Linked DNA regions of Homo sapiens: region 2 is linked to region 1. The links are chromatin loops, found by intact Hi-C in ENCODE. Cell type or tissue: breast epithelium. All regions are shown on one strand. Each heading gives the region's core, and the rest is flanking DNA. Links, peaks and the distances in the headings are about the cores only.

Region 1 (6,489 bases), core at 1,222-5,221:
CCAATATCACAACACTGCACTCCAGCCTGGATGATGGAGAAAGACTCCATCTCAAAAATAAATAAATAAAAAGATGTGGTATTCTGTTAATCATGGCTGACCATTTTCCAGGGCAGAGAGCAGGGTGGAATGGGATGGAGAGTGAATCAGCAGGGGAGCATGGAAGATGCATCAGATATACCCACACACCCTTTACTCTTTACCCCTTGACTGCCATTTTCTAGCCTTTAAAGCAGTAGAAGGCCAGCAAAGTGGTCAGGAACACAGATATCAAAGCTTAATTAATAGTTAGTCTATTTTGGAGTCCAATAAAGGATTTGCCACCTTCTAGCCATGAAACTTCAGGCAAGTGACTGAACCTCTTTGAGTGTATTAGTCCATGCTGCATTGCTATAAAGAAATACCTGAAGGTCAGTTGTGGTGGCTGACACCTGTAATCCCAGCACTTTGGAGGCTGAGTCAGGCAGATCACCTGAAGTTAGGAGTTTGAGACCATCCTGGCCAACATGGTGAAACCCTGTCTCTACTAAAAATACAAACATTAGTCAGGTATGGTGGTACGTACCTGTAGTCCCAGCTTCTCGGGAGACTGAGGCATGAGAGTCGCTTGAACCCGGAGGTGGAGGTTGCAGTGAGCTGAGATTGTACCACTGCACTCCAGCCTGGGTGACAGGAAGACTCTGTCTCAAAAATAATAATAATAATAATAATAATAGCAATAATGCCACCTGAAACTGGGTAATTTATAAAGAAAAGAGGTTTATTTGACTCACAGTTCTGCTGGCTGTGCAGTTATGGCTCCAGCATCTGCTCTGCTTCTGGTGAGGCCTCAGGGAGGTTCCACTCATCATGGGAGGCATGTTGGGCAGGGAAGAGGAACACGCAAGAGAGAGGGGAGGAGGTGCCAGCCTCCTTTAAACAACCAGATCTCGTGTGAACTAACAGAGTGAGTGCTCACTCATCACTAAGGGGATGGCAGGCACCAAGCCATTCTTGAGGAAGCCACCCCCATAACTCAAATATTTCCCTCCAGGCCCACCTCCAACATTGGGGATCACATTTCAACATGAGATTTAGAGAGGACACATATCCAAACTGTATCACCGAGCCTCCATTTCTTCACCTGCAAAATAATGAGGTGCAAGTACCTACCTCTTGTCCTTACTGTGATAAAATATTTCTACCTTTATTCTTTTTTTTTTAATTTTATTATTATTATACTTTAAGTTTTAGGGTACATGTGCACAACGTGCAGGTTTGTTACATATTTATACATGTGCCATGTTGGTGTGCTGCACCCATTAACTTGTCATTTAGCATTAGGTATATCTCCTAATGCTATCCCTCCCCCCTCCCCCTCCCCCTACCCCACAACAGTCCCTGGTGTGTGATGTTCCCCTTCCTGTGTCCATGTGTTCTCATTGTTCAATTCCTACCTATGAGTGAGAACATGCGGTGTTTGGTTTTTTGCCCTTGCGATAGTTTGCTGAGAATGATGGTTTCCAGTTTCATCCATGTCCGTACAAAGGACATGAACTCATCATTTTTTATGGCTGCATAATATTCCATGGTGTATATGTGCCACATTTTCTTAATCCAGTCTATCGTTGTTGGACATCTAGGTTGTTGGTTTTTTTTTTTTTTTTTTTTTTTTTTTTTTTTTTTTTTTTTTGAGATGGAGTTTTGCTCTCTTGCCTAGACTGGAGTGCAGTGGTATGATCTCAGCTCACTGAAGCCTCTGCCTCCCGGGCTCAAGCAATTGTCGTACCTCAGTCTCCCAAGTAGCTGGGATTACAGGTGCAAATCACCATGCCCATTTAACTTTTGTAGAGATAGGGTTTCGTCCTGTTGGCCAGGCTGGTCTTGAACTCCTGACCTCAGGCGATCTACCTGCCTTGGTCTCCGAACGTGCCGGGATTATAGGAGTGAGCCACTGCACCCAGCCTATCCTTTTTAATGCGACTAATGGACTCCACATTTATTTATTTATTTATTTATTTATTGTCCTATCCACCCTATTCCACTGTGAATGTAAATTTCCGGGGGGGCAGGGATTTTGATCTATTTTATTCACTGACATAGCTCTAGCATTAAGACTAGTTGGTGGCATAGAGGAGGCAATCCATAAATATTTGGGGGCATCAGTAAATAAGATAGTGGCTACAAAGGGCTTAGGGTAGGGCCTGGAATGCGTTAACAGCTTGATATTTGAGCAAGTATTTGGTAGTAAATACATCAAAGTTGATTTTAAACACCCAAACACAGACAAGCAAAGAACGGGAAATCCCCCAGGTAGGGATGATATTTAGAAATAGGAATAAAATAAGCCTGGCGAAATTACCTTTGGTGAGTTCCTTGCAAGGTTATGTGATTTAAAAAAAAAATCTGTAATTACATTTCTCTATGTAATTTTGTTTTATCATCTATTTATTTATTTACTTTTGCAATTAATTTATTTTAGTAACCTAAACTCATCGTTAAGTCTGTAGTCCTGGAAACCATGTCAACCGTCAGATCTCTGTCTATGCTCAAAAACCTCAACTTGCTGGCTGGGCTTGGTGGCTCGTGTTAGTCCCAGCACTTTGGGAGGCCGAGGTGGGTTGATCACTTGAGGTCAGGAGTTCAAGACCAGCCTGGCCAACATGATGAAACCCTGTCTCTACTAAAAATACAAAAAACTAGCTGGGCATGGTGGTGTGCATCTGTAATCTCAGCTAATCCAGAGGCTGAGGCAGGAGACTCCCTTGAACCTGGGAGGGGGAGGTTGCAGTGAGCTGAGATCACACCACTGCGCTACAGCCTGGGCAACAGAGCAAGACTCCATCTCAAAGAAAAAACAAAAACAAAAACCCTTATTTGGCAGTGACTGGGTACACAGAGTTGTGCAACAGGAGACCCGCCTGCAGAAAGTACCCACTGGGATCCTCACCACACAGCAGGCCTCAGAATTTCCCCTGCCTCCTGATCGGTGTTCAGATGTAGATAGTAGGTTCAGTGGGTTGATTAAGTTAATGACATTTGTAGCGGTGTTATAGGCTGCAGGCCAGGGAGAGGCTTTCTGGAAAATTGCAGGGAGAAATCCTGCAGGCTCTGCCTTTGAAAGATAATGCTAGTTGCATGCTGGGGCTGTCTCCTCCCTTTGTCTTGAAGGTGTAGAAGACACAGCTTTGCGGGCTGAGTAAACATATGTGCATGGTTAAGGTAAAAATGCTACTTAGCTCTTCTTCCCGTTAATTCGTTCAAGAACTGGTGAAAGAGAGCACACTTCTTGGAGACTGAACTTTTAAATGCTTCTGCTGGGTCTCTTGAGTTCTTAAAATTATCGTTTTGATCTTTCTGTCCCGTGCAGATACAAAATACATAAACATCCACGTGACTCTTTTTATTTTTCACTTAGAACCTGCGCATTGTCCTAGCAGGTACTCCCTCAGGGCCTGGGTTTTGTTGTCACTGCTGGAATGCAGTTGCTCCTCCTTGCCTTACTCAGGCCTCTGCCAGCTTCTCAGACAGCTTTGTCAAGCAATTGCTACTCAACCAGCGATTACTATTAACCCTTCGTTACCTAAATCCACCCACCATTTTTCTTTTCCTATACCGATGGGCCTCAAGCTTGAGTTTGCATTAGCTTCCCCCAGAGGGTTTGATCCCCTAGAGACTTAGAGGGTCCCCACCCTCAGAAGTTCTGAATTGTTAGGTCTGGGTGGGGCTCAGGGATTTCATTTTTTAACGAAACCCTAGGTCCTGCTGAAGCTGCCAGTTCCCATCTCTACTAAAAATAGAGAAATTTGCCAGGTGTGGTGACACACACCTGTAGTATCAGCTACTTGGGAGGTTGAGGCACGAGAATCGCTGGAACCCGGGAGGCAGAGGTTGCAGTGAGCTGAGATCGCACCGCTCCACTCCAGCCTGGGCAACAGAGTGAGACGCTTTCTCACAAAAAAAAAAAAAAAAAAAAAAAAATCCGAACGTCTCGTGTTAACAGGCTGATCATTATTTTCAAAAATGTTTCCTCTCTTTCTTTCCACATGGAAGCTCCATGTGAGCAGATATTTCTTTGTTTTGTTTTGTTTTGTTTTTCGTTTTTGCATCATTCACTGCTGTGTCCTGTGTGCCTGGAAAAGTACCTGACATTTAGCAGGGGCTTAATAGACATCTGCTGCATGTTGAATAATAGTGAGGATGTCAGCATCACCTGCTGCCCTTTGGGGGAGCAGATTTTAGGGCACTGTAGCAAGGCTGATTATAAGTCAGTGCCCTATGTAAGGCCTGGAACCTAAAATCTCCAATCATTGTTTTTGTTCTGTTGAATTAAGCCACCACCCTAAAGAGCCAGAAGCCTAACACTGAAGGAAATAGAAAATGTGGATCTCACAACACATCATTTCAAGTGTGTACATATACTAATAGCATACGCTAAACATCATCTAAACACTAAATATAATGATATAATGGCATTGGTCATAATCTTGAAGGTAGTTGCATCTCCGTAAAGTTTCCCATTGAGCTGCTGTTCCGCTGCTGCTGGCTTCCACCCCCAGCACCCACCCCTCTAGATTTATAATTTCCCCAACTTGGGTTGAAGCCCCAGATGACTGGGAGCTGCTTCTTTACTTTGGTTCCCTTCAGTCCCTTCGGCAGATGGCACAATTCTTAGTGTGTGTGATTGGGGTTTTCAGCATTGGCTGTGCATTGGCATTGCATGGGGAGTGTTAGAAAAGATTGATGTCTGGGTACTGCCCCCGAAGATTCTGATTTAATTGGTCTGAGGATCCCTGGGCATCCAGATTTTTAAAAGCTTACAGCCAAGGTTGTGAACCATCAGATCAGGGACAAAGGCGATCTGGAGGAAGACGGGGCGGGGAAAGAAAAGAGGAAAAGAGAATCCTGATTTCTGGAGCCAACAAAGGGCCCTGTGGGAGCAGAGGTTGTTGTAGGATAATGAAGGGGTGAGCTGGCAGCCAAGAGCTCAGGACATGCTTGAGGAAAGAACGTTCAACTCAGAAATAAGACTGCTTTCATGCGTTAATTATGCACCTCTTGTCTTCTCTAATCGTTTTATCCAGGGTAACCTTGTTGGCCCAAGGAAATTATAAATTCCTTGGGATCAGCAATGTGTCTTACAGTTACCCTGTAGCTCCCAAGGTCTCTAGCAGCCTTGCATTCATGTGGGATTCTTCAAAAGTAGCCCTCAAATTACTGAAGAACTGTGAGGTCAGAGTGGTAAGTAAAAGATTAAAATGTCTGCCAATCAATCACGGTTGCATATGTGTGTGTTTCATCATTTCACATTGTTTGATTTCTTTCCGCTATGAAAAGACATATGCACACAGAAAAAGAACAGTAACACACACAAAAAAATCAGCCAGTTAAAACCACCACCACCACCATCATCACCACAGAAACTTAGAAATGGAGCCCAGTAGAGCATCAGTTGTCAGATATGGGGGCTTCAAGTCCCCAAAGCAGATGTCATCTCATGTCATTGGGAAGTAAAGATGTTCACGGTGCAAGCGTCATTCACAGACACGCATGCTTGAGTTCCAAGGGAGCAGATGTGAGCCAGTTAGGAAGACGCCAGGAAAACACCATGCTTGCCCCACTCCCCAGTCTAGTGTTTAATTCACAGGCCCACATTGCAACTCTTCAATACTTTATTAAACACATCTCTTCTCCTGGATACCCTACTACCTTCAGAGCAAACACATTCTACTCTTTGAAGGCAAGTGTGTTCTTAACTGCTTGGATCCTACCCTTTATGACAGAGAAGAAGAAGATATTGCTAAGGGTTGGATTAGAGGTAGGAAACTGGGGAAGCTCTGGTAAATGGAAGAGGGGTTTACCTTGTTTTTTCATTCATAATGTGAATATAGGCAAGGTTAGAATCCCGGTGCACGTCACCATTGTCAAAATGACATCCACAAGCAGTATTGATGCCTCCACCAGGTAAACAGCAGTTCCCTGGTATATATCAGAAGCGTGCTTTTCTGTATTCTAAGCAGTTTTTGACACAGTGCTTTGCTTTATTGCAAGCCACAATATTTTCAGAAGGCTTAAAAATCCAGTTATGACTGTAGCTGTGAGGGAAGAGGTCTGCATGGGGCCGGGGAAATTTAATTTTTAGCTTAAAAAAAGTCCCACCAAATTCAATTTTTCTCACCTTTAGGGATTCTCAGAGTTATATCCAGCTTGCATAACTAGTGTGTTAGAGAATGTGTTACTACGGGGTTATTTTTTTTAACACATTTATTATTTATGAAATGCAGAGGAAAATAGAAATGATCGTTTCAGGGAATATCCTGTAGCTTTTTTTATTGTATTCAAAGAAGTTGCTCATGCTGTTTTAATTCAAATATTAAAAGTTAAATCTCTTTTCATCCTGACCTACATTTAAAAAACACTGCTTTAGCCCTTATGGAGGACAGAAAATGTGTGGAAGGAAAACATCCACTATGCATTCCTTACCCCATAGTTCGTCAGGAATCAGAATGA
Region 2 (6,489 bases), core at 1,594-5,593, 120 kb before region 1:
ATTGGGCAGGAAAGGTGTTTCTGGACCAAACTGAGGGTCACACTGCTATTTCTCGTGGTCTAATAATGAGGTGCAGATGAACTGGGGAGGAAGAGAGTTTTTATTTCTGTAACCAGTTACAGGGAGAAGGTCTGGAAAATATTGCCAGACCGACTCAAAATTACAAAGTTTTCCAAAGATTATATACCTTCTAAGTTGTATGTCTACATGTAAGTGTGCATTCATCTGAAGACCTAAGTGGTTCATTTATTGTCATCTGTACCTAAGATCTGAGTCCTGAGGACCTTCATCTGGACCTTCAGTAAATTTAATCTAAATGGGTCTAGGTGCTGGGGTGATTACCCTTATCTTGTCTCGTGCTAATCATGGAGGTTGGGGGAGTTCTTTTAGACCCCGCAATAAACTTGTTTGTGGAGGCCTGGGGAGTTTCTTCAGATCCCAGTAAAACTTGTTTAATCCTAAACAAGTCCTGTTAAGAAATCCTTCAGTATCTTGTCAGGATTTAAGCCCCAGGAAAGGCCTGGGCACAATTCTGGGTGGGCTTTGGTTGCATCCCAGCCTTTGTAGATGGGCTCTGGCTGCCTCAGCTTTTATTATTTAACTTAACCACTCAGTCAGTGCCGAAACAGTAGTTGTGGAGGCCTGTGTTAGTGAGACCTGATTTGCCACACAGGGTCCTGTTGTGCTTCTCTGGGAATTTCATTGCTTGGATGTTATTTGACATTTCCCTTTTAACAGTTAATGTTAGAAAGTCCATGTTATGGCCTGGCGCAGTGGCTCATGCCTATAATTCCAGCACTTTGGGAGGCCGAGGTGGGCACATCACCTGAGGTCAGGAGTTTGAGACCAGCCTGACCAATTTGGCAAAACCCTGTCTCTACTTAAAATACAAAAGTTACTCGGGCATGGTGGTGCACACCTGTAATCCCAGATACTTGGGAGGGTGAGGCAGGAGAATCGCTTGAACCTGGGTGGCCGAGATTGCAGTGAGTTGAGATTGTGCTACTGTACTCCAGCCTGGGTGGCAGTGAGACTCCGTCTCAATTAAAAACAAAAAAAGTGCATGTTATTTGATGGTTTTTATATTCCTTTATTCATTTCGGCAAAAGCCATTCCCCCACGTTGTTGTAAGAATCTGATTGTTAGATGATACTCTTGAAGTAGGCTGACCCAAAATATTTTTCGGAGACTTGGCTATGAAGAATTTTATAAACTAACTTAAGTTGCCTTTCTTTTAAGGAGCTGACATAGTGGAATTGTGCAAAGAAGTTATTTTAGTTTCCCTTAGGGTTAAATATTTATTGAAGAGGGAAGATGGCTTCTTCCACAACAATTTTTATTTTCTCCTTTTCTAATCTGTTCTAAAAGTCTTTTAGCTGCCTTGCTACTAGGAAAAGGGACTTACTCATTTCCATTGAACTCAAAATGTTACTTTGTGTGTGTGTTTAATTTCCCCATCACCCACTCTGCAGACTCAAAACCTCTGAGCTAGACCATGCCTTGATTTTTTTTTTCTTTTAAATGCCATGAGTTAGACATTTAAGGACACCAAATGATTGAAAATAGTCGAAAATGTTCACTTGACCCTCATTGCCTATGACATTGCTGTTAGCTTTCTGCATGAAAGTGCAAACTTCAATTTTCAGGAAGGCCCACATCCCAGAACTGGCATTGTTTCCTTAGTCATTGGAAGCAGAAAACTACAGCAGAAGTGTTGCCTCCAGCCGTACAGAGAAGAACAATCTGCAGGCACAATCTGGAAACCTTTCCCAGTGAAGGGAGAAAGTGAGAGTGGCGTTCTGGCCTTGGAAAAACAAACATTTGTTATTACTTTCCTAGGGACTGAAATTTTTAGCTCCCCAGTGCAATCTGTGTATAATCTAGATTTCCAGATTTCCTAAATGGAAAACAGATAAACAAAAATCAGCCTTCTTAAATTATGTATGGTGGTAAAATAAAGTAACTGAGAAGGAAACAGGATTCCTAAACCGAATGGACTTTAGCAAAAGAATCTTTCACCATTAATAATTTCTCCCTGAACAAATATGCAGATATTTTACCAGACAGAGAATAGAGACTTTGTTTTGGCTTATCTTGCTTAAGAGTAATTCTGAGAATCTATTACTTGTGAGAGAATAAGATTCATAAGGAATGTTCGTTAGAGAGTTGTACTGGGAGATTCACAGGCTACATTTCTAATTTTTTCCTAAAGAACTCCTTTTACAATAAAAAACCATGCTGTAAGCTGCAGAGTGTTGCTGAAATGTAAGCTTTTACCATTGTTGTAGATCTGGCATCTTGTTTAGAACCCATAGTTTCCTAATATTTGCACGTTATAACATATGAAGCTAAACTGTATAGTACATAAAACTCATACAATTTTTTTTTTTTCGAGATGGAGTCTTGCACTGTCACCCTGGCTAGAGTGCAATGACATGATCTCAGCTCGCTGCAACCTCTGCCTCCTGGGTTCAAGTGATTCTCCTTGCCTCAGGCATCCAAGTAGCTGGGATTACAGGTGCCCGCCACCATGCCCAGCTAACTTGTTTGTATTTTTAGTAGAGATGGGGTTTCACTTTGTTGGCCAGGCTGGACTCAAACTCCTGACCTCTTGATCCGCCCACCTCAGCCTCCCAAAGTCCTGGGATTACAGGCATGAGCCACCCAGCCCTGCCAATACATACAAATTTTAACTCCAGGGTAAATTGATAAGACTTCTTCCTTCATGGAAGTTAAATTCTAATAGGATCCCTAATGCCCCATCTAGCCCTGCAGTATTTCAGGTCAACAATAACTCTTTGCTGACTGAAGATTTGACTGGATGGTACACGCCCTCCAATGGAACTAACAGGCTCAACAGCTCTAGGTGCATAAATAATCTTCATCCTACAAATAAAGAATTCTAAATTGGACTCTAAATATTGTATGTGGCTACTGTGGAAGCTAGGAAGATTGATTGGATTAATATCAAGTTTCACAATGTGTTCTTTCATTAGGATGTCAGTAATGAGAATGAACTATTCATTAGAACAGCCAACTTTCTAAAGAATAAGAGTGCTGACCTCACACATGACTGGGGCAGAACAGGGTACTGTTTACTTCATGAGAGCCCTAGAATGGGACGCAGTGGATTGGGGGCCGTTCCCTACTCTATTGCCAAGTATGTGCATTTGCCACTCTGACTTCTTATAGGTAAAGTATTGGCAGTTATGTCCTCCATAGTCAATTTCATTCTTAAAAAGGCCATGTGTCCCAAACATTAACTGAAAAACAAAAAGCGAGATTCAAAGACTTCTCATATGCTGTTGGTCGGAGTGTAAATTAGTTCATTGTGAAAAGCACTGTGAAAGGCAATTCATCAAAGATCTGAAAACTGAATACCATTTGACCTACCAGTCCCATTACTGGGTTTATATGCAGAGGAATATAAATTATTCTACCATAAAGACCCATGCACGTGAATGTTCACTGCAGCATTACTCACAATAGCAAAGATATGGAATCAACCTAAAGGCCCAGCAATAACAGATTGGCTAAAGAAAATGTGGTACATCTACACCATGGAATACTATGCAGCCATAAAAAATGAGATCCTGTCTTTTGCAGGAACATGGATGGAGCTTGAGGCCATTTTCCTTAGCAAACTATGACAGGAACAAAAAAACAAATATTGCATGTTCTCACTTACAAGTGGGAATTCAGTGATTTGAACACATGGACACACAGAGGGGAACAGCAGACTTTGGGGTCTCCTGGAGGATAGAGGGTAGGAGGAGGGAGAAGAGCAGAAAAAAATAACTTGGGTACTTGGCTTAGTACCTGGGTGGTGAAATAATCTGTACCATCCCCATAACATGAGTTTACCTATGTAATGAACCTGTACATGTACCTCTGAGCCTAAAATAAAAGTTAAAAAAATTCTCACTTCAGTTATCACATTGAAAGGAATACAGATCATCAGACAATGAAGAGCAAATCAAATTATTCCTGGTATCTCTTCGAGGATGTTTACAAGGAGGGAAGTCTGTTAATGAATGCTGAAAACATGTGAAATTATCCTTACCATCTTGTCCATTCTGCATGCCTCACAATGTACCCTCCTTTCTTCAAGGTTTTTCCCTCCACTGTAAAGTCTGAAGTGTAACACCCAAGCCATGTGGAGATTTTCACATCTTCGCTGCCCTGTTGTCCTCAGCATCTATCTCCGCCTTTCTCCTTACAGTCACACTTGGCTCTTTCCAACACGAATCACTAGCCTTTACTTTCCCTGTTGTATCTTCTTTACTCATTGCTTTAGTTCTAAACCATAGAATTCCAAAAGCCAAGCTGGAAAAGGAGGAGTTACCTTTTGTGAGGTGAGAAGGGGAAAAACTGTGGGTATTCATACTCAAAATATTTGCTAGTTGCAGCTCTATAAGAAGTCATCCAGCAGCTTGGAGAAGTATATGGTTCACAAAGATGATTCATCCAAGAACCAGTTTGAATATTTAGATGATTTAGAGTGGAATTAGTTAGAATAGAAATGAGTATAGAATTGCCACAGGTCACAATATAAGAGAAAAATTAGCAAATTAATTAATTGGATGTTGTTCTATAGCCAGTATTTGTTTTAGAGATTTTTATGAAGTACTTTTCCTTCCTGAAAGTCATTATAAAGCTTTGTAGTAACCTGATAATGTTGAATATTTACTTTAATGTCATCCAAAAAACTATAGAGTTTTGAAAGATGGAATGAGAAACTGGTCTGTAATAAGGAAAAACCAGAAAGACTGTAATACATTTGCATCTTTTTCAAATTCATATGCTAACTAGAGCTAACAAATGTTAAATAATTTCAGAAAGTATCTTTGCTGGGCCTATTCTGACCAGTAAATAAAAGCATTTGAATGAGTTCACCATCTTACATGGATAGTCTGTGGAGAAGAAATGGATTTTAAAGAGCCTGAACTAGTTCCCAGCAAATTTGATCACATCATTGGTTTTTTAAAACATGTCTTTTACCTACACGCGGTAACAGATTTGTATTATATGCGCTAAAATGATAATATTGATATTAATGAGGTGATATTGTCTTACATGTATTACCAGGGGAGCATCTTTCTGTTTTTTCTCCCTTTCTTTTTCTATTTTTTCTTTGTTTCTTTTTCTCTTTCCTTTTCATTTATATATATAAATAAATATATAAATATATATATATATATATATTTTTTTTTTTTTTTGAGAGAAAGTCTTGCTCTGTTACCCAGGCTGGAGTGCAATAGCATGATCTCAGCTCACTGCAAACTCCACCTCCTGGGTTCAAGTGATTCTCCTGCCTCAGCCTCCTAAGTAGCTGAGATTGCAGGCACGTCTCACCACGTCCAGCTGATTTTTGTATTTTTAGCAGAGATGGGGTTTCAGCATGATTGCCAGGCTGGTCTTGAACTCCTGACCTCAAGTAGTATGCCTGCTTCAGCCTCCCAAAGTGCTGGGATTACAGGTGTAAGCCACCGTGCCCAGCCTCTTTTTTTCCTTTTAATAAAACACTGGTTACAATGTGAGAAACAGATTGGAGATTGGACAGGGAGACCAGTTAGGAGTCTGTTCCAGTAGTTCAAGTGACAGCTGATGCCCTCTTAAACTAAGGTATTGAGGGAGATGATGGGAACTAAACAGCAGATTCAAGAGTTCTAGGGCATACAATGAAGAGAACTTGGCAATAAATTGATAATGGGAATTTTGAGACAAGGATGAGTGAGTCCAAGTTGATTTCTGCATTTAGGGTTGGTTGACTGAATGGTGGTGCCATTCACCTGGATGGGAAATGCTGGAGGAATGTTGGAGTAGCACACAGGGCTGGGGTCCTGAGTTCTGCACTCACTAATGGGACTTTGCTTGTCCTATGATATTAAGATGCATACTATGGCGGAGTGTGGTGGCTCACACCTGTAATCCCAGCACTTTGGGAGCCTGAGGCAGGCAGATCACAAGGTCACGAGATTGAGACCAGCCTGGCGAGCATGGTGAAAGCCCATCTCCACTAAAAATAAAAAATTTGGCTGGGCATGGTGGCAGACGCCTGTAATCGGAGCTACTCGGGAGGCTAAGGCAGAAGAATCACTTGAATCCAGGAGATGGAGGTTGTAGTGAGCTAAGATTGTGTCACTGTACTCCAGCCTGGTGACAGAGCGAGACTCCATCTCAAAAAAAGATGCTTATTATATATATAGTTCTATTGAATATGTATGTTAGTATATATATCTAGTTCTGTTGAATATATATTATTGTGTGTGTGTGTGTGTGTATATATATATAGGGTATAATATGCATATGTAATATATGCATTATATATAATATGCGTATTGTACCCTGTATATATATATGCATAGAACTATATATAATATGCAAATTATACCTTGTGTATATGTATATATACTATCCTATACAATAGAACTATATATATATAATCATACTCAATAGAACTAGATATATATAGGATGTAGCAATATG

Evidence for each region. Hi-C counts contacts between places; a loop is a spot of excess contacts. Peaks named below come from ENCODE experiments on the same cell type or tissue, not always from the same donor. Only the 100,000 strongest peaks of a DNase experiment are listed, where the experiment ranks them.
Region 2: it touches region 1 in a loop (5-fold over the local background); 1 of 110 quality-filtered maps calls a loop at or near these places.

What each region holds. Positions count from the first base shown.
Region 1 is chr16:6,923,480-6,929,968 of GRCh38, forward strand. The region is part of intron 3 of RBFOX1 (RNA binding fox-1 homolog 1); the gene reads left to right. Among named protein-coding and RNA genes, the nearest start is that of RBFOX1, 910 kb to the left of the region's middle. RefSeq lists enhancers at 2,440-3,114, 3,115-3,789. In breast epithelium, for the core only: no CTCF peak of the experiment used is centred there; a DNase peak (open chromatin) is centred at 3,463.
Region 2 is chr16:6,801,633-6,808,121 of GRCh38, forward strand. All of the region lies in intron 3 of RBFOX1 (RNA binding fox-1 homolog 1), which reads left to right. Among named protein-coding and RNA genes, the nearest start is that of RBFOX1, 790 kb to the left of the region's middle. In breast epithelium, for the core only: no CTCF peak of the experiment used is centred there; no DNase peak of the experiment used is centred there.